Regions from separate parts of the Mus musculus genome. Here all the other regions are linked to region 2. The links are chromatin loops, found by intact Hi-C in ENCODE. Cell type or tissue: left cerebral cortex. All regions are shown on one strand. Region 1 has its middle 370 kb from the start of Cdk5rap2. Region 2 has its middle 220 kb from the start of Cdk5rap2. Region 3 overlaps Cdk5rap2 (CDK5 regulatory subunit associated protein 2).

Region 1 (8,000 bases), 150 kb after region 2:
CTTAGTGATGGCTGTCATGGGAAAGAAGAAACCTACAAAACCATTGATTACTGCCCCAGATACTATTTCCTCTAACAGATTACTGCAAAGATTGAGGGAGTGTATGAATCACATTATTGCGCCAACAGACTTTGTGGGTCAGGATCTTGGAATGGCATAGTGAAAGTAAGGGCATGTTTCTTTTTCCAGTATCTGAAACATCAAGGGATATGTGTGCCTTGGTGGCCAGTGACAAAAGTCCTCTGGAGAATTTACGCATTAGCACCAAACAGGTGCTCACTTCCTGCTAAAGCTGAGATTGGCAGGGTGGTTGAAGAAAGTACCAAGCTTCATCTTCTCACATGTCTCCACATTTCCTGCAGGGTGATAGCGTTCTGGGGAGAAGTGTATAGGACAAAGGTTTCAGGTGAGTAAGAACCTGAGAGGAACCACCCAAGGCTGCATGGCCATAGGAATGACCACCTCTACTGTTGTTTTTAAAATGTGAACCTTAGGAGAAAGAATATGACTTAATTGCTTCATAGCGATGTGGAAGAAAAGTTGAAGGCTCTATACATAAACTTGAAAACTGACCATTCACATGAGGCAAATTTGCTCTGCAATAAGTCTGCATGATGACTAGCTCCCAGATTTCAGAGATGTCCACAAGATCTGCACGCACACACTCAAGTCTATTTTGCTCAGTGTTTGACTCTAAACTTCTGATCAAGTTTAGGTCTACTCCATACATATTAATTCTAAAACCAAGATCATAGAAGACTTATATCCTCCTATAGCAGAGCAAAATCTCAAGCCAATCATGTAGGTACATTAATTAACCTCCCAGTTGGCCCAGCTAGTTATACTGCAAGGTCAGTATCTTTGGGGTGGATTCTGTCATTCCCTTATATTACCGGGAAGTAGTGTGAAGCTACACACAAGGAATCGGACTCACCTATGTCAGGAATGTGGCCAAAACTGAGTCTTGTAAAACGTCTCCAATTAATTTGAAGAATGTTTGCAGCTTAAGTATATATTTTTGTATCTTCTAAATGCTGAAAATTAAGTCAGGAGCATATACGAGAATATTCTTGACTCTCCCTTCACAACCAGTTTGCATCTTTCTAGCACTCTTTTCTGTATGATTTGTCTCTCTTTCCTACACTACCTGCTTTAACTTAGAGAATGAGTCACTATCCTTTACCCACCCTAGTAAACTTGCCTTTATTAGTTCAATAAATATAAATAAAATGGATTTGTGATGGCTTACCATGTTTTAGGCACTGTCGAGTAGGAACTGGAAAGGAAGGTTTTCTAGGTTCCCTCATAGATCCCATGGTCTAGGTGGTAAGGGACTCAGGGATACAGTGATGTCTAGTAAGTAGAGGATTTACTTATTTTGCCAAGTGCAAAATAGAATATAGGGGGTTATAGAATAACCGCAAGAGTGTTGAGGACATCTCATTTATATAGGGCGATCAGAGAAGGTTTCACAAAAAACGGTGCCAAGATCTAGGAAAGAACTCAATTTGGGTAAGAAGAGTGTGCATCGGGAGGGATGCAGGCAGAGGGAACACAAGGTACTGCTTCGAAGCAGTAGACTATCACTGTGATCAAGGTATCATGAAGCTACTGGTCTAAGAGGGTCACAGGGAAGGAGAGGGCAGATTCAGATAATAAGCAGATACTTCTGACCTCACAGTTACTAAACACTCCCCAAACACACCACCTCTCACATGCAACCAGGTTGGACCATGTGACAGCCACTCCCGAAATTGTGGGCCTCATATTTCTCCCATGATTCTTCTGAACTACCCACATCTGAGTATTGTTATTGGACCTTCTAAAGTCACTCTTTCCTTCCTCTTATTTCTTATCTCCTGCTGTAGCAGTCCCTGAGGCCACCTTGCCAGCAAACTCTATTTGTTCACTGCCAAGGAGAGACCAGTCATGATAAGCTTGCATAATTCAGTGTTACACAGTCAGTTGGAACATCTGCTGTAGCCCTCTCATCTAAGATGCACAGGCACATTAAAATCTACAATCTGTGCTTGATTTGTTTATATTTCTGTGACTTCCCTCTCTATTCATGAAACAAGTATTAGCTTAATATCTACTATACCTTAGTAGAACCAGGCAAAGTCAAGAGACTGATCTTACATAGGTAAGGAAGTGGAATTCATACAGAAACTTCTTGGAGACAGTAGTCAGGAGAAATATTTCTCATGGGTAGATGTTCTTGGGAGGTGGTGAACTTGGCTCTGATATAGGTAGGTGGGTCAGCTGTCAGTGACTCTGCAACAGCAAAGCCTCAGCCTTCCAATATCAGACTTCATCAAGGGACTGTTCCAAGATGCTCCTGGGGTGTAATGTGTCTTTCTAAAATGCAGTTGCCAGGATCCTCCTCATATCTCTGAATCAGAGACTATGTTGGAGCAGCCTACCCAGCTTGTACCTTGCATGTTTCTCCAGCAACTCAGCCAGGTCCTGAGGCTTGAGACCTCTATGACATCACAAGAGAGTGAGAGATGGTGACAAGTTCCCTGAAAAACACGTGTGACAGCTGAACATCACATTTTGGGTTTTCTTGGCTGTGTGACCTCGGGATATCTTTTCTCCATTCTAGGCCTCAGTTTTCCCACATGTAAAACGCAGGCTTTCATCTGCAACTTCAGGATTTTGTGAAAGCCAAGAGTCCTTTCGTAAAAATATAAAACAATTTATGTTTTTCATACAAGGCTCCAATTTTTTGGCAGAATTTTTTAAAGTTGAAAACATCTCAGATTTCATGCAATTCTTATTTTATTTAAAGTCTTAATTGGAACTCGTGGTGTTAGGTTTTATCACCCCACTGTAAAAAGAAAATTTGTTTTCATTGTTTTTTCCCACCTCATACATTTATTTTTGATTGTATTTTATAATGGTAAGAACATCTTCTGTGAGATTACATCCATCTTTCATGGGGAGCATTGTTAGTCATGGGCATAGCATAAAGCAAATCACTAAGATGTATTCAGTGTACTCACATTCTGAAACTTTTGGCCTAAACATTGACAACTCTTGCTGTCCCCTACCCCAGCCCTGGCACCGGCCATGCTACTCTCTGCTTCTGTGAGTTCTACTGTATGGGGAACATCATTGACATGGACTCTTGCAATCTCTGTTCTTCTGGGATCAGTTTGTTCCCTGTGGGCAGTGTCCCCAGACTTCCCTCAGGAGTGCGAGGTCTCTCTCTACCGTGTGTGTGTGTGTGTGTGTGTGTGTGTGTGTACACGTTTCCATTTGGTGTCCATCCATCTGAATGACAGACATTTTAGGCTGTTTTCATATCATGACAGTTGGAAGTAGTACAGCAGTAAACATAGCTAACAAGAGTCTGGGTCCTGCTTTCTATTATTATTATTATTATTATTATTATTATTATTATTATTATTATTATATTTTTGATCTTTGAGATAGGCCTTCTCTGAACATCCTCAGCTGTCCTGGAACTCTCTCTAGACCAAGCTAACCTCAACCTCAGATCAGAGATCTGCCTGCTTCTGCCTCCTGAGCACTAGGATTAACTGCATACACACCATCAGTCTTGATCCTGTTTTCATTCTTTTGGGTAATTACTTAGCAGGTGTTAGGAGGGTCCTGTATCCTGTTCCCATACCCACTAGCACTCCCAGTAACACTGCACAGGGCTTCCAATTTCTTATCAATGTTTCAATATTATCTGTCTTGAGTATTACAGAGTAGTGCAGTACCAACAGCTCCCTGTCCTTTAAAGGACCTAAAAGGGTTTGTGGTTGCTTTGGATTTTATTTGTGTGGATTCTAAATACTATAAGCAGGCATAAGAAGCAAAAAGCATGAGGCTTGGTGTAAGTTCAAGGCTAGTCAGTACTACACAATAAATTTTGAGTTACTAAGGGGCTATACAGTGATACTGTCTTAAAATTATGACTTCCAACAAAACCCAAAATTCAGAACATTGAATTCCTAAAACATTTTAAAGCATATTTTAAAGAAAGAGAAAAAAAGAATAGAATTTTAGGGATAAACTGAAAACCCTGCTGTAGCTGAAACTTTAGAAATGACTCTCACACTGCCCTTTGTTTCCTGTGGATCCCCATAAACAACAGTGACTCTGGTATGTCTTTAGAAGACCCACAAGGAGGCAGCTACCTTCCACTATAGGAAAGATGCTGAGTCCTAAGGAAGTGGGATCATGTAAGGGTGTGACTTTCTGAAAACAGATGGCTCTAAGCAGATGTGTGAAGAGAGGTATTGGCTCAGTGCAACTCCCGGGCATGGTGCCTCTGAGAGGAGGGGCAGGGCTGGGCAGAGGGAGGGCTCAGGTTATTCTGTCTTTATATCAGACACCTGAAGCTTGGCAGGGCAAGATTATAGCAGCTTTCCCTGGGGAAAGGAGTGAAAACTGCTCCAGTAAAGCAGCTTGTAGCAAGAAGGGTGGCTACTTAGAGGAAAGCTTTGAGATCCTCTAGCAGCCTCTTCTCTCAGAAGAGGCAACAGAATTCTCTGATGTCATCATTAGTCCCTGGATAGCATCCACTAAAGTCCTGGGTATGATTTCACAAATCTTTGCCCAATTGTCTATCCATTAGAGTGGGTTCATAAAGGCAAGAACCAAGTTTGTTTTCACGTTCAGTTCAGTTTATCCATACAAATTCTGGAATGCGAATATGAATATTTAATTTTTTTAATGAATAAGTGAAAGATTATGATTTAGTCAAAATAAAGAATTGTTCTGAAGGACATGACTGTCTTGTGGAAGAAAAAGTAATCCACTTGTTTTTGGCTCTGTTTCTTGTCTCCATTTATTCTTGCGTTATTTATCCATTCATTTTTCTAGTGTTTATTGATCAGCTACTTTATTCCAAACTTAATGCTGGGCCCTAGGCACTGAGGGCAGTGGATGTTGGATATCCTGGAACTGGGTTTATAGACAGTTGTGAGCTGCACGGTATGTCTGCTGAAAATAGAGCCTGGTCTTCTTCAAGAACAGTAAGCACTTTAACTGAGCCATCTCCAAACTTAATACTGAACCCTATGTATAGGGGGTTGGCATAATGCTGCTTGTAGTCTCACAATAATTTGGGTCCCCCAAAAGTGCCCCAAAGATGAGAGAGACTGCAGGAAAGACACTGAGGGATACTGCCTCCAGTTAATTCTGATTGGTAAATAAAGATGCCAGCAACCAATAGCTGGGGAAAAGGGACATAGGTGGCATTTAGTGTTCCCAGGCTTGGGAGAAGAGGAAGGAGAGCGGAAAAAAAAGCTACCATAGAATAGAAAGAATGTGCGGGAGGGAGAAAAAGAGCTGCAATGGGAAAACTGACACAAAAAAGTGGCCATGTGGGCTGGCAAATAGTAATTAAGAGCAGGACAGAGATTAATAAGTAGTAACTCAGAGTTATCAGTAGGAAAGTAGATTTTAACAGCATGGAGGGTAGGCAGCTGCATAGCTATTGTATTGCTTAAGGCATATTAAAATATAAAGGTTTTGTGTGTGTGTGTGTGTGTGTGTGTGTGTGTGTGTGTGTGTGTGTGTGTTTCATCTGGGAACATAAGTGGTCTAACGTGGGAAGAAACCCCATGCCAGGATTTTAAAATATTTTTACTATACCTAGGCACTTAGGACTTTCTGGCTGAGTAAAACTAAGTCGCTCGCAAAGTGATTTGTGGTAAGATAGGACCTTCAAAAGTGGAATACATCCAGATCAAGAAGTATGGATTGAATGAAATGTTCCCTATAAGTTCACATGCTTGGTCACTTCATCCTCATATAGTCCAGACGCTGCTTGGGAAGGTTGTGAGCCTTTGGGAGGTAAAGCCTCAATGGAGTAATGGGTCTCTGAGATCATTCCTTGAGGACTCATAGCTCAGCCTTACTTCCTGTTCATATTCTGTTTCCCAGGTGTGGGTACAGTGTGACCAGCCAGCCCAGTCTTGTCCTCTGCTGCCAGGTCTCCCCCTACTATGGACTATATCTCTCCAAAAAGACTTCTGTTCTCCAGTATGTTGCTTTTGTCAGGATATTTTATTACAGCAACTGGAAAGTAACTAGACACAAAGGAGCATGAGTGGGGGAGAGTGTCTTCACTGTGTGGTAAAGACATTAAGAAGTGCTTTTAAGGATGAGAAGAGTTAACCAGTGCCCTAGTTAGGGCCACTGTTGCCATGATGAAACACCATGCTCAAAGCAACTTGGGCAGGGCAGGGTTTATTTGCCTTATACTTAGATATCACCAATCATCATTCAATTAAGTCAAGACAGGAATTTAAGTGCAGGAACTTGGAAGCAGAAGCTGATGCAATGGCCACAGAGCCATTACTGACTTGTTCCTCAGGGCTTTCTCAGTATGTTTTCCTATAGAACGTAAGACCATCAGCACAGGAATGGCACCATACACTATGAGCTGGAACCTCCCCCAGCAGTCACTAAAAAAGAAAATGCTCTTCAGGCTTGCCTACAACCTAATCCTATGGAGGCATTTTCTTTCTTTTATTTTTATTAAATTTATTTATTTATTCACTTTACACCCCAATATCACCCCCACCTCCTCCCAGTCCCCCCTCTCACAGATCTTCCCCCTGTTTTAATCTCCCCTTCTCTTTTGCAAAGGGGGAGTCCACCTCAGGGTGTTAGCCCCTCACACTACCACTTCCCTAACATTAAGTCAAGCCTGTACAACCAGGTACATCCTCTCCCAGTGAGGACAGACAAGGCAGAGTACTTAGGGGAACAGGGTCCATAGGTAGGCAGGCCACAGACTCAGGGGCATCCCCTATTCCAGTTGTTGTGAAACATGCATAAAAACCAAGCTGCTAATATGCTTCATATGTGCAGGGGGGCTAGGTCCAGCCTGTGCTCGATCTTTGGTAGGAGATTTAGGCCCAGGGAACCCCCAAGGGTTAAGGTACCTTCCAATCTGATGATTTTAGCATCTGTGAAGTTGACATAGTACACTCACACAGACACATAGACACACACACATATACACACATACACACATATACACGAACATCCTGCACATGCATGCACACTCGGCACATGCCCGTGCATGTGCCTGTGTGAGTTTATGGATATCACATTCATGAAGGTGCCTACGGAGGACAGTGGATTTTGGATACCCTGGAACTGGAGTTACTGGAACTTGTGAGCTGCCTGATGTGTCTGCTGGGAATAGAGCCCACGTCTTCTTCAAGAACAGTAAGCACTTTAACTGAGCAACCTCTCCAGGTGCATGGCACATTGTTTTATACTTTGATTGTAACCTGTGTGGACTTAGTAGAAGCAGAAAACGTTTGAGTGGCTTTGGGGAAGGGATGATTCGATCTCTACCAGCCTTTGAGGCATCCATTGGAGTAATCACGGGGACCTAGGGAGAGGACTGTGCCTTCTGTGGGATTGGTTTAGCTTAGCACAGCTGTCCCCTGCTACATCACATGGCTTTTCTTCAATAGATTCTGCACTCAAATCACTGAGGACACATATTAAAATTTCATGGTGATTAACAAACTTCTTTCCTCTACCCATGCTTTCCCCAGGGGTTTAACCTCTAATTAACCAAACGTTCATTTTCTGGGGAGTTCCACCATTTGCGATGTAATGTGTTAGTCCAAAAAAGAAACCAGCATCATATTTTAAAAGTCACAGTGGCAGTTGTTTTGGGTGAATTACCATTTATACATTTCCATCTGTGAGTATTTTTCTGGAGTACCACCTGCTTTCCACACTTTGGTAGTAGAAAGTCCAACAGATCTTATCTCAGAATAAATGGATTTTATCTATAGTAGTTTCAGCAACTTTTTTATCTCACAAAATAATCTCCCTATAAATACAAATCAGCTTTTAGAGCTGCAAATAGACGTGCATGCCTTAAAAAAAAAAATTCCCCAAATCGCTTGCCTTGGAAAGTCAATCTAAGGAAAGAAATTCACACTGACCATGAAGACGAAAGGAAACCTGAAATAGGAGGGGTGACCTGCAATAGGTGAGCACCTATGAGT
Region 2 (8,000 bases):
GGCAGAGTTCATTTACTCAGCATCCTAGAGGTAGGAAATGGGAACTGAGCCTTCATTTCGTGGAGGCCTAGTAGAGAAGCAGAGTTTTGGAGTGTGACAACTTCCTGGACTTCTGGGGTGACCTGTCAGCTTGTGGCTATTGTTTGCCATTTTCTTGTTCTCTAGTTGTTTAGGTTTGATGATAGCATCATATGATCATTGTAGATATTGTAGCAGCCACGTTGTTGTGAATTTTGTGGCATTTAATCATATTCACTTTCAAGTAGAGGGCCCTTATGTAATAGCAAATATCCACTGCCCAGCACAGAACTCTAAGAGCCTTTATTCTCCTTTTCACTGTTTTCTTCTCTTTTTTCCTTTCCTGCTTTCTGTTTTATAATTATTTAAAACAATTTTCCAATTTCAATTATTTTGATCTTATTCTTCTCTTCCCTTAAATCCTTCCAGATTCTCTTTCCCTCCCTCCCTCCCCAACGTTAAGAAACAAACAAAATCCCAATACAGCAACAAAGTCCTCAAAACCAAGGAAACAATAAAATACCACTCAAGACAAAAACAAAAACAAAAACAAAAACAAAAACAAAACAAAACCTCTAAATTGTAGCCAAATAAAAGCACACCCACACAAAACCCAGTGGAGCCCATCATATGTTGATAAATGATTTCTGAACATGAACCCTGTCTTGGAGTGGTTGATATACCTAGTGTCACTCTACTGGAGACAACTGATATTTCCTTTCCACACAGATATAAATGACAGTTTAGTTGTTAACCTTTACCCTACTGGCTAGATATTCATTCATTCTCATTCATTCATTCATTCTCATTCATTCATTTTTTCTTTTTTTTAATTAGGTACTTTCTTCATTTACATTTCCAAAGCTATCCCAAAAGTCACCCATACCCTCCCCCCACTCCCCTACCCACCCACTCCCACTTCTTGGCCCTGGTATTCCTCTGTACTGAAAGTTTGCAAGACCGATGGGCCTTTCTTTCCAATGATGGCCGACCAGGCCATCTTCTGATACATATGCAGCTAGAGACACGAGCTCTGGGGGTTACTGGTTAGTTCATATTGTTGTTCCACCTATAGGGTTGCAGATCCCTTTAGCTCCTTGGGTACTTTCTCTAACTTCTCTATTGGGGGCCCTGTGATCCTTCCAATAGCTGACTGTGAGCATCCACTTATGTGTTTGCTAGGCCCCAGCATAGCCTCACAAGAGACAGCTATATCTGGGTCCTTTCAGCAAAATCTTGCTAGTGTATGCAATGGTGTCAGCATTTGGAGGCTGATTATGGGATGGATCCCTGGATATGGCAGTCTCTAGATGGTCCATCCTTTTGTCTCAGCTCCAAACTTTGTCTCTGTAACTCCTTCCATGGGTGTTTTGTTCCCAATTCTAAGAAGGGGCAAATATAAATATAACAAAATAAAATATAATAAGATAAAACAAAGTCTATCACATTGAAGTTGGACAAAACAAACTAAAAAGAAAAGAGCCCAAGAGAAGGCACACTCAAACACTCAGGAGACCCATAAAACCACTAAACTGGAAGCCATAGTATAAATACAGGGGACTTTTGCAGACCCATTCAGGCCCTGTGCATGCTGCTTCAGTCTCTGTGAATTATGAGCTTTGCTCATGTTGATTTAGAGGGTGATGTTCTCCTGGTGTCCTCCATCTGCTCTGCCTCTTACCTCCGGACTTTTGTTAGTGACTATTAGGAAAATGATACAAGGTAGATATGTCCAGAGTTCTAGGCCATGTAAGGCTGAGAACATAATCCCTGGAGAAGGTGCCACCTGCTTTATGGTCTCATTTTAGAGCTGTGGGAATCACATACTGTAGAAGATGGGGCTGGGAATATTGCCTATGCTTTCAAACCTTTGATGGGGCCCTGAAATGTCCCTCATTCTCTCACTGTCTTTAACTGGCCCTTTGACTCCTGTCAGGTTCCTGGGCATTGGTTTGTAGTTATTATATTTCTTTACAACAGTTTCCCCCTTCATAATACTTTTATTCATTATTCAGGATTTTTACATCATGCACCCCAATATCACTCACTTTCCAATCCTTCCAGTTCTGCGCCCATACGTGTGTCTTTCCTTTGTCGAAGAAGAAGAAGAAGAAGAAGGAGGAGGAGGAGGAGGAGGAGGAGGAGGAGAAATCTCACAAGTCCAATTTGTGTTTCTTATATACTCACTGAAGCATGGTCAAACTCCCTGTACCCAGCTACTTAAAGAAAACTGATGCTTTCCCTTTCTATGCCCCTGCCAGAAAGCCATCCGTTATAGAGAGCTACACTTCACCTCCTTATCACAAGTTTTAAGAGTTATGTCCCTCAGTTTCCTGTCTAGGCTATTGCTTTTGGGAGGGTAGGTGGGTTGGAGGGATAGGGGTTGTCACAGAAGCCTTCTATGTTCCTCTTTCTCAACTGTATGTCTGCAATCATTGATGCCACTGAAAAAGGAACTTCCTTGCCCTTTACAGCCAGTGAGAGCATGGATCATGGACATCCACATGGTCTTAGGCATCAGCATGTGCCATGGACCTCAGAATGGACTCTGGTGGAAGTAAGACATATCAACGTGGCTGTGTTTACAGTAGGACCACAGACCCAAATATGACCCAAGTCAGCAGCACTGGCCACAGACATCAACATCACCTTGGGTGGCTGCATAAACCATGGACATCTGCAAAGTCCTCACTGGTAACATGGGCCATGAACATCAACATAGCTCCAAGACAAAGCAGTACCATGAATCTAGACATGACCTTAGTAGCATGGACTATAGACATCAATATGGTCTTAGGTGGCCGTACAAGCCGCCCACATCAATGGCTGCAGGCAGCAGCATAGACTACAAACATCCACATGCCCCTCAGTGGTAACACTCAGCCTTCTCTCAAACCTGTCATCACCATCAAGTCTCTAGTTCCATCTCTCTCCACCATAAACGCATCTCTCTGTTTCTCTACATTTTTCACCTCTTCATCACATATTCATTCATTGTAGTGGCATTGGAAACTGCAGAGTGGTACACAGTACACACACGCGCGCACACACACACAGAAAGAGAGAGAGAGAGAGAGAGAGAGAGAGAGAGAGAGAAAGAGAGAGAGAGATACACATATTAGTTTTGATCAAACAGCTTTACATAAAAATATTCATTATAATGAGCTGTTGGTCTGGTTCATGATTTCTAGTTTCTGATGCACCATAAATGCTGGACCATTGCTGGGACTCATCTCATATAGCCTATTGTTGTCCAGAGTCAGGGTAGTCTTGTGGTAAGACCAGATATCCAGGGGCAGGTTCACTGTGAGTTCCAGTCTGCTGCACACCTCCCTGCTGTCAATGTTTGCTTCCCTGACGTTTGCCCATCCTTACCTTTGTGCCTATAGCCTGAAGGTGGCACCATTATTCCCCACCACACACCCCCCTCCAGTCTACTCTCAAGGCAAGCTGGCTTTATGCTGTAGCAGTTCAAAACTGGGGGCTGAATGACATACCTAGGACTGGCCCTATTCAGTGATGTCATTTGGTTCAGCAGGAACCTTCATGCATGTCAGCAACTAGTAGATGGAGTTCATATTGGGGTGGGCCAACTCAAAGCACTGAATATGAGCCTGGATGGCAGCAGAATTGGTCATTTCAAGCCAGACTTCCCCGCAGAGCTTCTCCCACTTCATACAGTTTCATTGGCATATATTTCCTATACCATATGACCCACCGAGCTAAAATGTGTGTGTCCATAGTACACGGGGAAGCCATCACACCAAATTATCTAATGTTCTCTTCTCAGAAGAAAGCTCAATACATTTCAGTCATCACCCTTCAAAGTTCCTGCTTTATACATCTCAGCCCGAAGATGGCTCAGTGTACTCTATCTATGACAGGGTGGCCTGTGATGGACATTTCAGGTAAATAGAGGCACCTATTTCGTGTACACAAGTTACTTTTCTTGATACTGTAACAAAACACCCAACAAAAGCAACTTAAGAGGCTTAGTTTAAGGGTATAGTGCATAATCGCAGAGAAGTCATAGAGGCAAGAGGGTGAGGCAGCTGATTGCATTGCAGTTGCGGCCAGGAGGCTGAGCGGGATGAATGCTAGCACTCAGCTTTTTATACAGTCTGGGACATTAGCTCATGAGATGGTACCGCCCACATTTAGGATGTGTCTTCCCACTTCAATTAATGCAATCTGTAAGCTTCTTACTGACATGCCCAGAGATTTGTCTCCAAGGTGATGCTAGATCCTAGATCATAGCATGCTTTCTACATTGACCCATGTTACATCATATATGGGAACTTCATTCCTTTCTATGGTGAAGAAGCATCCCATTATTTTGATAAACATACATTTAAAGCATCTGTTTTGTTTTATAAACATGTTTTTGTCTCTCCAAAGATTTGCTAATCACTTACAGAATATTAAAAGGGTATTGCCAGACTAAGGAAAAAAGTAAGAAACTGTTTCGAAGAATCTTTGTGAACACAGTATCACACCAACTGAAAAAAAAATGATCACACTAGGGATTCTCCAGCTGCTTGTTTTATAATTATAATTCTGAAAAAGACCCTGAATGCATGAAGTGGGGATATGTCTAAAGAAGTGACGGTCACCCCCATTATGGAACAGTGAGTCACAGGACTAAGAGTCATTGGCAGGAAGAGCTCTTCACGCTATGTAGTTGAGTCAATTATAGGCTCTCACTTTTAGAAAAGGATCCTTTTTGTCCCATGCCCATCTGGAGCTATGCTCACCAAAATGTTCCCATGGAAGGATGGAATTTCAAGTAGTATATACACATTTTAATTTGGGGGGGGAAGGTAAAGAAATTGGGGTGAGAAGTAGCCAAGTATAGCAGCTTAAGATGCATATGAGAATGTTCCTATAGATGGACACAAAGAAGTCATCCACATTCCATAGAAAGTCTCATCTGTTCTCTGTCACTAGGTAATGAGAGACTCACAGGACTGGATGATCCAGGTTATTCTTTCCCTTGAGTTCACGAACAGCTTAAGTAAGATGCAAAAGGATAGACAACACCTTGTTGAGGAGGCATACTGAATTCTGAGAGAGGCTGAAAGAGATTTCTTTTGGGTTTGGAGCATAGCTCCTCCCAGCTGTGCTGAATGGCATCCTTCACTTTATAGGCAAGACAAGGGGAGAAGAGACATCAGTTGTCAAAACACATCTAACTGCAGAATTATAGAGACAAGAGTTACCAGGTTTTGTTTGCCCAAATACAGTTGGGGGACCGTACACCCAGCTGAGCCTAGTAAGGTAAGGTAAAGCCCTTAGGGCCACAAGTACCTAAGTCCTTAACCACTGGGCTCTGTGCTTGAAGGCAGCTCTTCTCTCCTCCCTGCATTCTGTTGAGTGCTTTGGGTATGTAATTTATACTCTCCAGGTCTCAGCTTACTCTGGAAAATAGGAACCATGGAAACATTTCCTTTGTTGGCTCTTGGTAAGGAGGGAATATATAAGCACCCAGGTCAGGGGCCAAGGGTAGGCTCTGCCACTAAGGCAATTTTCATCTACTTTGACTCTTCCCTCCCAAACACCTATCCACACATTCTTATTTGCAGGACCTCTGGACCTCCAGAATTACTGGAGTGTTCCCTCTTACCTTCATCTTCTCTACCTGGCTGCCTTTCTTTCGGAGCTGCTTCAATGACCCCCTTTCTTGCTTCCCTACTCTGCTCTGTCCTCTTTCAGCTTTCTTTCCTGACACCTAACCCATTCCTCCTGGTGTTTCAGGAATGATGAGAAACCATGTCTTTTTAACGCAGTTTTTCATATCCCCAGTCCTCTACTGCACACTCCGCAAGCCTCCTGTGATCCAGTGTGATGCCTCACTTCAGATCTCCCTGAAGTAGGAATGGCAGTCTCTCCAGCCTGCTCAGGGCTCACAATGTTTGCCATCAGGGAGCAGGTACATAGCTTATGAGTGGCTGGACAAAGAGCATGCCTTGATGGGGAGGCCAGGACAAGCTATTTGGGCATACAACTGGGGAGCATGTGAGCTGAAATGACTGCCCCATCCCAGCTGTACCTTCTCCCTTTCTCTAATGTCTCCAACTGCCCCACTTTTGCACCCTACTCATTATCTGGAGGCTTTCCATGGGGCTGAGTTGGAAGCTTCATGCTCTCCCTCCCTGTGGCATTTTTCTCTTCCTCTCATTTATACCCCTGCCACCATGGATCGGAGGTAGCTCCCACCTGTGCTCATGATCTTTTTATTGGTCAACTCACATTAGTTGTCAGATTCCAACTAGATGTCTCCTCTTCCACAAAGCTCTTCCTGAACTCCAAATAGGTCTAGAGTCCTGCCATTTCCTTGTCTCTACCCTGGACCTAGCTCACCAGAGCTTTGACCCTCATGCATCAGGCTCCTTAGCTAACAAAGGGATCCTTATGGGTATCCAAGAACTTTCAATAGTCAGCACGATTGGAAGTTAAAATCCCAAGTTTGGTCCTGTCACTGCTTGTCTCTGATGGCTTAGCCATTGTCCATTACTGTGTCTCTGTGACACAAGATACAGCAGATTGCCAAGCTGCATACTCCGAAGTCACATACTTAAGTCCAAAGTTTCCCTACCTCTTTACATCTCAGTAGCCATCTACTGAGCTAGGCCACGCTGAGATATCATATCTAGTTTGCTTTTGAGAAAACCTACGCTGTAGAAGGGTAAGACTATGCAAAAAATAGTTTGTGTCCATATGCACATGTCTCTGGTTCATATTTTTTAAGGAACCATTTTGGTTATTAGGAATAATTGATTATCATAATATTATATACATAATATTATAATGTCTGGATATTAGCCTTTGTGTGCATCTGTTGTCAGTTTCTACGTGTCTCCTTTACACAATTTAGAATCTCCCCTGAGAAGAGACTATCTTTATTGATGAACTATCATTATAGATGACCTATCTCTATATGGTTGGCCTATGTGTGTGTCTGGTGCATGTGTCTAATTGCTCATTGACATAGGAAGACCCTGGCCCTGTGGGAAGCACCATTTCCCTAGGCTGGGGGCTCTAAACTATGTAAGAGTAAAGACTGCTAGGTAAGTATAAACAAAACAAGAAAGCAAGTTGTCAGCATGTGTACATTCCTTTTCTCTACCTTCAACACTGTATGTGATGTGACCAGCTGTCTCAAATTCTGGCTTCCAGGACTTTCCTGCCACAATGGACTGTAACCTATAATTATTAACTAAATAAACCCTTTCTTCTCCTATATTGATTTTTCTTAGGATATTTTATGATGGCAACAGAAAGTAGATCAGGTTCATTGAGACCAGCTGAGACTTGCTGGAGGAGACTGTAGGTGGAACGAGAGCTTGAGCTATAATGTGTGGGAGAAAGAGGGAAGAGCTGTGGGTGTATGGATAATTATAAGATCTTCAAATCACTTGGCCATTCTATGGATGAGGGGAGAGAGAGTGTTTTGGAATAGATCAGGAGGGTGTGGTGGTTTGAAAGAAACTGTCCCCATAGGCTCATAGGGAGTGAGGAGGTGTGGTCTTGTTGGAGGAAGTGTGTCACAAGGAGTGGGGTGGTATTGAGGGCTCAGATACTCAAGCCAGGCCCAGTATGGCATTCTCTTCCTGCTGCCTGCTGATCCAGATGTAGAACTCTCAGCTCCTTCTTCAGCACCATGCCTGCCTATACACCACCATACTTCTTCTATAACAATTAATAATGGACTAAACCTCTGAAATTGCAAGCCAGCCCCAATTAAATGTTTTCCTTTGTAAGAGCTGCTGTGGTCATTGTGTCTCTTCACAGCAATAGAAACCCTAAGACAGAAATAGAGAATGGACTCTTCCTTGTTAGCTGCCTGGAGATAGTAATGACCATCAAGTGGGAAGGAAGATTAAAAAAATGCCTCTGTGAAAAAGGGGAATGTGGGGAGCGGGTGTGGCGGCAGTCCCAAAGGCGCCAGGGACTGCAGCTAAGTCGTATGACTTGCACCTGAC
Region 3 (8,000 bases), 74 kb before region 2:
CGAGGGAGCTCTCCCTTCAGCGACAGCAAATTAAGGATAGCCATGGCATCTGTGTCATTTACCGTCAACACATGAGCACCATGATCAAGGCGTTTGAGGAGCTTCTGCAGGCCAGTGATGTGGACAGTTGCGTGGCCGAGGGCTTCCGGGAGCAGCTGACACAGTGTGCTGGACTGCTAGAGCAACTGGAGAGGCTGTTTCTCCATGGTACGTAGGTAGAGGCCCTCACTGTGACTCTCCGGCTCCTTCGGTGTGGGCACCAGCAGGTTTGATTCGTTGGCTTTGCTGTACACACAAACCTGGCTGTTCTGCCATTAAGCCGAAACAGCCTTCTACTTCACAGTCCTGCGCTTTGCTTCTCTTGTTCCCCCTTGTTTTTCTCAGCCCTCCTATTAGGTAAGTGCTCCTGGACAATCTCTGTCATAAGACAGCAACAGTCCTGTCACTCACCGACATCACTGTCCCCGCTCCTCCATTTTTCTTGGTTTTCATAGTCAGGAAGCTAGTGAGTTAGTGAGTGAGTGAGTCCAGTTTTATGGTATGTAGAGTGGTCCACCAGAGGAAGTACCTTCTCTGTGGTTGTGTTGAGAATGCATGGCCATGCTGGGGTTTTACAACTCATCTCTTCGCATAAGTCTGTTCCCGCTAGATCTGTTTGTATTCTTGATATTGTAGACATTACTTGGTTGGAGCATCACAGTGCTCTTGGAATTGGACAATAACTCAGTGTCATAGTCACTGTTGTGTTGCTTTAAAGAGACACCATGACCAAGGCAGCTCTTGTGAAAAAGGAAGCATTTATTTGGAGTTTGTTTACAATTTCAGAGGTTTTGTCCATTGTCATCATGGTGGGGAAAATGGCAGAGTACAAACAGTAGCTGAGACCTACCTTATTTGTAGGGGTTGGGGAGTACGACACTGGCCTGGCGTAGGCCTTTGAACCTCAAAGTCCTCTCCCAGTGACACACTTCCTCCAACACATCCACACCTCTTAATCCTTATAATGCTCTCAAATAGTACTACTTCCTTTTGGCTAAGTATTCAAATATTTGGTCCTCTGGGGGCCATTCTGATTCAAACCACCATTCTTGGTTTTGTTAGGACTTGGCTTTATGAGTGACATGTGGTTCTCATGACCAAGTACTTTTGGTCAGATGTGTTAATGGTAAATTGAGGCTAAACCCTCAGATCTGTGTGCTTTGCAGGTTAGGAACCTGGCCTTAATCAAAGCAGTAAGTTTCCTAGAGACACAGGGCACTTGGTAATGCCAGATTTAACTGTTCTTTTGCCTCCACTCACAGAGAACCGATAGTTCACCTTGGTCCCTGTATGTACAGTTTAATTCCAGGATAAACACAGGGTAGTTCCCCCATCTGATAGCCATTAGTGGTTTTCCTAGAGACCTGTCATAGACTGGCTTCCTGGCATTTGTTCCCTAAGAGCCCTGAGGATCAGGGTATAGGAGCACTGGCCTATATGCAGCTTGATAAAGGCTGTTCTCTCTGGACCATGCGGTCTAAATAAGCTCACTTTCACTTACTAGTGCAGAAGGAAGTGGGTGTCAGACAGATAAAACTGGATTGACCAAGCCCATAATGCTTTGTTGTGTTTTCTTCAGCTGGTCCTGGCCCTGGCCTTGGCCAGGGAGGTGAGGGGAAAGTTGCCTCTGGCACCAGCTCCTCTCCCTCTTCAGCTGGCTGCTCAATGTCTTCGCTCTCAGCCAGAATCTGACAAACATCCCGCTTGTTGTTTCCTCTGGAGGTAGGAACATTCAGAGCTAGCAGATGGCACGTGTAGAACCTCACTTTCTTCGAGGTACAAAGGCCACAGGAACCTCACTGCAGCTTCCTCCCTATGCAGGGAAGAAAAAGAGGCACAGAGACTGATATTTCTTGGATTCCATGGTAGGAGTCTGGCTCTTGCATTATGATCTGGATTTACAATAAAGTAATTGGCATGTAAAGTAGGTGTATGGCAAAGGTTGTCAAACATTTAAATATAGACCTTAAAAAGTAATACCAAGCATGTTTCCTGTGGAATGATAGCTAGGCAGACACTACCCTGATTGTATCATTTGTGTAGCCGTGCATGGGCAGTCTCCGAGTTTCTGTGCCTGGACCCTTTAGAAATGTGGGTTTTTTTTTTTATATAGCAACAGGACTCTTTGCAACCTTTCCCTTTGCTCAGTGATTGATAACACACATTAAGCTTTAGTGGCTGCAGAACATTTTCTATATAAATGTCCCTTGCCTTATTTGATGATTCCCAAGGGATGGACGCTTAGGTTGTGTCCATTTGGGGACCGTTGTAAAGAACACTGACTTGGAATCTCAGTGCATCCTTGCTATTTCTGTCACAGCATTCGGTTGGCAGAATCTAAGCCGCAGGGTAGGGTAGGTAGTAATGCGCTTTCTTGACACTTGCTAAGGGCAGAGCTGGAAACTTAGGGTCCCATGAGGGGTCTGGACTGGGAAGATGCTGTGGAGCATTCACTTTCCTAGAGTGAAGGTCTGTAGCGTTTAGATCTTCCACAGACTCAGACACGGAGTAGATCTGTAGCTGGAGTTGCAGTCGGGTTTCCCAGCATAGCCCATCATGGTGTCTTCAGAGACACGCTGGTATGAGGAATGCAGTAATTGAGCAGAGTGCTAGAATTGCTGCAGAGACAATTCCGAGATAGCCCTTCAGTGAACTCGGTATGGCTGTCAAGGTTTAGCCTCTTAAATAGAAGCCAGTCACTAAGGATCCTTTGCCTTGACACTTTTCCTCATTCCTTCTCAAGACTTTCCCTGGTGTGATGGAAAAACCAGTGCAGGGATGTGGAAGGTGGCGTTCACTGTATGTTTGCTGTATTCTCAGCACAGGAGGAACTATACATGTGAGGAGCATGAGAGGTCACACAGGAGATGGCAGAGTCCGAATTGGAGGTTTTCTTTCACAGCCGGTTCAGACCACTTCGATATCTGTGTCCCTGTCTCATTCGAGTCAGGCTGGATGTGGAGACCAAAGGTTCCTGTCACGTTTCCCGTTCTCTGACTGCTCAGACCAGTGCCTTTCTACCCAGGCTGTACTCACTCTCTATAGAAATTGTATCGCTCCTCTCAAAGCTCTCTCTGTTCACCCCATAGAAGAGAGAGCTTGTTCCTGTACTTCACTCTGGGTTATCTGCAACTCACACATGTCAGTCTGACTTTGTGGTATAGGCTATCAGAGGGAAGCTAGAGTGGCCTTTGGAGTCAGATATTGGAGTTAATACCCTGGTTTATGGGTCATTCGACTTCAAAGGTCATATGTCTTCTATGGAAGTAGCAGCACCTACCTTAGCAGAGTTGTTTGTAAGGATTAAGTGAGCTTATTTTAAGTGTCTCGTGTTGCCCTTGGAAACATACAGCATTTGGGAAGTGACAGCAAGCATTGCAAGAGGTACCTGGTCTGTCTGTAACTTGATATTGCCATGGTTGGTATCCATGAGAGGTCTGCCCTTTTCTGAAGAGAAATCGAGGAAGAGAGGATTGGGAGGTAGGGTAGAGGGGAGATCCATGAAGGGAAGGACTGGGAGAAGAGGGAAAACTTCAGACAAAAGGGAGGAAGGGAAGGAGGGAGGGGAGGGGAGGGGAGGGGAGGGGAGGGGAGAGGAGGAGAGGGGAGGGGAGGGGAGGGGAGGGGAGAGGAGAGGAGGGATGGATGATAACAGTGTCCCAGGCTGTTAAACAAAGGGTCTGACTCCTGTCACCATGGAATCACCTCCTCTGTATAGAATGGTTTTTGCTTCAGAGATGAAGCCCAGATGCCTGGCATGGTAGCACAGGTTTATCATCCCAAGCAGGGCTGAGGAAGAAGATTGTGGGTGTATGGCTGGCTTGGGATACATAGAAGATTTTTGCCTTAAAAGCAAACAAATGAACCTTGGGGCGGAGGGGAGAGGCACAAAGCTCCCTCCATCCCCCACCTCTAATTTCCCCTCTGGCTGATACTGGACTGTGTTTGCCTTCACCGCTACCACACTGTCCCTCATCCCCACACCCTGTAACTGTCTCCTTGGAGGTGAGCTCACCGAGGACAGACCGGACAGCTCTGCATCCACCCTTCTATCCTCGGTGTGTGCCAGGCTCCTGAGAGGAGCCGTGGTCGAAAGGAGAGAAGAAGAATGGCCTGGAGTTGGAGACACCAGGAACTTGGGTTTGAGTACGGGGATCATGTCGAGTCGTGGTGAGAAATTGTGTGCCAAAAGAGGCTTCTGAAGAGCAGCAAGCGACAGTCTGGTTAGCCATTCACAAGTCACATTCTCACTGTGGTCTTCTTGTTTGTCACCCAAGAAAGGGAAAGCTGGGTTTTTTTTTTTTTTTTTTTTTTTTTTTTGATGTCTGTTTTAAAACATGATACTCCCTCACTGCATGAGCTCACAGTTCTTAGGTTTGCCAGAGAGCTGGAAACAGTGCTTTCATGCTGTGCATCCCAAGCTCCTGCCATAGCTGACAGATGGTCTCCTGCCACCTATGTGGAGGCAGTTTCCACCAAGAAACTCAGTTTATCAGTGGTTACGATCCCCTCATGAATCCCCAAATGACGGCCATTTGTCACTTCACTTTAAAAGGACCCTATTGTGATAGAGGAATGGATGGATGTAATACAAGCTACTCAAAAGATCTTTTATTTAACAGTGAGAGAGCTCACTCTGTTGGTGGCACTGAGACACTTGCTTCTGTGGGCATGAGTCCAGATCTTTGATGGTTTTAAGATGTACTCATGATTGGGAGGCTCAGGATGCTTACAGCTATCCCAGACCAAAGACATCTGCTATGTGCCTGAAGGAAATGACTCTCAGTGTACAGTGATCCCCATGGAGCAGGCTGCCATCTTGTGTTTGCTTGGCGGTACTTATGTAGCTTCTAGCTGGTGGCAAGGCTTGGCTGGTGGCCTGTCTTGAGGTCTGAGGTTGGAGGCTTTTCATCAGCTGAAGGCTGGTGAGCAGCCCCAGTGCCAACTAGGCTGTTCCTTCAGAAGATAGGTGCCTGACCCATTAGGGACCATCCTTCACTCTGGGGCTTTGAGATCTGGCTTAGTCACTATGACTTCCTCCTTTTGACGAGTTGTACAGAAGTCACACATAGACACGCACTAGAGACGTGAGAGCATCTACCAGGCTGGTCGACAGCCAACCTCTGGAAGCCACAGAGTCTCCCTAGTATGGGAAAGATATGACCAAGAAAATCCAGGCATAGAGTGTTGACTGTACCTGCCATGACCCTGCTCGCTTCTGAGCTGTAGCCTGCAGTAAGGTGAGAATAGAGCGCAGAGCCTCGGGCTTGCCCTTCCTGCTGTAAAGTGGAAGCAAGTGTTGGTACTGTAGGATTATAGTGAACCCAAGGCGGAGAGTCCATTCTAAAGTCATTGTGCTCAGGGCTGCTGCCTCCACACTGGGTCCATGCGTCTTTTTTTCTGAGGGTAACAGTGCTGTACAGTAGCAGGTATGTGGTGACCTGCCGGGGTAGAGATGGAGCCTGCCTGCCACGCAGGCCCCCCTGTGAGAACTGTAAGCTGAATCCCGATGAGAAACAAACCCACTCGCTCTGGTGTTCTTTTTCCTTACCGGGGATGTTTTGGGACTTTTCCTTTGGGAGTTTAGAGCACTGTGGGGACAGTCTAATTATAGTCTCCTTTTTCAAGGCAACGAAAGAAGGGCTTTTTTATCTTCTTCTTTAGCCATGCATCAGTTTCTTCAAAGAGCTCATCCTGGTCTGCAATTTCCAGAGTTTTGAAGTATTTTTAAAATAAAGTTGTTAGTTGCTTTGAAATCTGGGCCTGTGCATCCTTTCAAACGATGACACGCAAGAACAGAGCACAGCGTCTTTCTCCCAACAGCATCCTGTGCTTTATTTTTGTTTTCTTTTGTTGTTTCTGTTAGTCATTTCCCCTGCTGTCGACAGTGGCCTTTTCAACTGCACTCAACTGCACTTTTCAATACTGCTTTCCCCACTAATCCCAGTTCTGAGCGTCTTTCCTAGGGAAATAATTTAAATGCAGATAAAGCCGTGTGCACAGATATATTTGTGTCATTTATTTACTAAAATGAAAATTTGGAGATGACCTAAATACCCACTAGGGAACTGCAAGATACAGTCCACGTGTTCCTGCCATAGAATGTTAGCATGATCTTCACAATGGAGGTCTCTAAAGCAAACTTAGTAGGAGAAATGCATATACTAAAATGGGTTGTGCAAAAATGAAGTCAGCATCATCTCTGCCCACATGCCTGGAGGAGAGAACAGAAGGCAGTTCAAGAGCGTGCCAGCTCGGGGGAGGGGCGGGAAGAGGAGGCTTTATAATTCTATTGCTCACTCCCCATGGTGAGCATATATTTTTCTAGTGCCACAGGATATTTGTGTTATGTTCTATGGTACTAGGGATGGAACCCAGAACTTCACCTGTGCTGTACCGTACCACTAACCTGTGCACCACTACAGTCGCTCTCTAGCCCTCCTATAAAAATTTTGTATCTGTGTATGTACCTGCTCATGTGTGTATACATGTGTTTGTGCAGGTGCGTGTGTGTGCGCGCGCGCGCGTGTGTGTGTGTGTATGTATGTGTAAGTGTAAGGTAGGGGCTGCTGGAGTAGAGGACAGAGGTTGATGTTACATGTCTTCCCTATCTTCCGTATCATTCAACTTGGAGATGACTGGTTTTTCTAGACTGCCTGTCCAAGAAGACGGCCTGGGGATCTTCTGTCTCCCTCTCTCCAGGGCTGGAATTCTAGACATAAGCTGCTGCATATATATATATATATGTATATATATATATATATGTATATATATATACATATATATATATATGCACACACACACACACATATACATACAAATATATATTAGTAGGTGCTAGGGAGCAAACTCTGGTCCTAACGCTTGTATGGCACTTTACTGACTAAGCTGTTTCCTTAGATCTAGTAGCATATCTTGTGCTTTTTATTATTATTATTATTATTATTATTATGAAACAGTCTTACTAAGTTGCTTGAACCAACTTGAATTTAGGACCCTCCTGCCTTGGTCTCCTAAATAGCTAGGATGACAGGCCTTTGCAGCTAGGCCCTGCTGTTACCGTGTTTAGAGAGTGGAAGGAGCAGCATTCAGAGAGACCGTTGTGGCCGCTTCCTAAGTTGAGTCCAGTTATCTGGACCCAGTTCCTGAGGAGCTAGTATGAGTAAACTCAGCTGAAACTGACAGGTCCATGGCTCTGCAAATACCTGGACAAGGAAGTGCCAGCAAACCGTTTTGAAAACTGTTTTCATCCTCTGATGTTCTCTCTGCTTCCAGGAAAATCAGCCAGAGTGGAACCACATCCCCAGAATGAACTGCTCAAGGGGTGAGTGTGTAGCAGCTGCTAAGAAAACCCCAGGACTGTCCACCCTCGGATTTCCTGCAAGTCCTTTTAACTTAAAGCTCCCTTTCTTTCTGTAACGTTGCTGCTTCTTGTAAACAAGGCACCAATACCCACAGGACCAACCGTGGCCACACACCAAACAAGCAGCATGCACCACTGTAGATCCTGCAGCTTCACCTCAGGCTCAGGTGACTTGTGTGTGGTATTTCTGTCAGTGACTGCAAGCAGATCTTCCTGTAGGTGACTGATGGTTCCACTGTCCTAAGCCTGGCACTTACACATGTCAGCTGATTTGTTTTATTTCCCTTTCCTTCAACCTCCTACCTTCTTCCTCCCCCATGGCTCCTTATTCTCCTGACTACGGCTCTGCATAGCTCGGTACTCTGCCACCGAGCAGTAGGAAAGCCATTCCTTGGAGCAGAAATGACCACACATCTCGCCAACACCATGTTTCTCTCTGTTTCAAGATCAGCTGTTCTTGCCCTGTCACTTGACATAGTTACATGAGGCACTTAACTGTGGTTTGCACTACTTTCCCATTTGGCTCACCCCTCTTCAAAGACAGCTATATCTAGCACCAACTGGAAATTACCCTTGTTGCTTCTAAGGCCACAAGGCA

What was found. A loop is a pair of places that touch in the nucleus more often than their neighbours do. Peaks named below come from ENCODE experiments on the same cell type or tissue, not always from the same donor. Only the 100,000 strongest peaks of a DNase experiment are listed, where the experiment ranks them.
Region 1: it touches region 2 in a loop (3-fold over the local background); 3 of 42 quality-filtered maps call a loop at or near these places.
Region 3: a loop joins it to region 2, with 18 times the contacts of the local background. A loop is called at or near these places in 3 of 42 quality-filtered maps.

The regions. Positions count from the first base shown.
Region 1 is chr4:70,032,387-70,040,386 of GRCm38, reverse strand. No RefSeq gene overlaps it. Among named protein-coding and RNA genes, the nearest start is that of Cdk5rap2, 370 kb to the left of the region's middle. In left cerebral cortex, a CTCF peak has its summit at 4,138; DNase peaks (open chromatin) are centred at 4,269, 7,175, 7,410, 7,643 and 2 more places; H3K27ac peaks cover 379 bases.
Region 2 is chr4:70,182,886-70,190,885 of GRCm38, reverse strand. No RefSeq gene overlaps it. Among named protein-coding and RNA genes, the nearest start is that of Cdk5rap2, 220 kb to the left of the region's middle. In left cerebral cortex, no CTCF peak of the experiment used is centred here; DNase peaks (open chromatin) are centred at 4,171 and 4,696; H3K27ac peaks cover 1,476 bases.
Region 3 is chr4:70,256,698-70,264,697 of GRCm38, reverse strand. It overlaps Cdk5rap2 (CDK5 regulatory subunit associated protein 2), which reads left to right. Exons shown (of 37, transcript NM_145990.4): 25 at 1-207; 26 at 7,315-7,363. Among named protein-coding and RNA genes, the nearest start is that of Cdk5rap2, 150 kb to the left of the region's middle. In left cerebral cortex, a CTCF peak has its summit at 4,865 (motif pointing left); DNase peaks (open chromatin) are centred at 5,690, 6,265, 7,420, 7,586 and 4 more places; H3K27ac peaks cover 2,841 bases.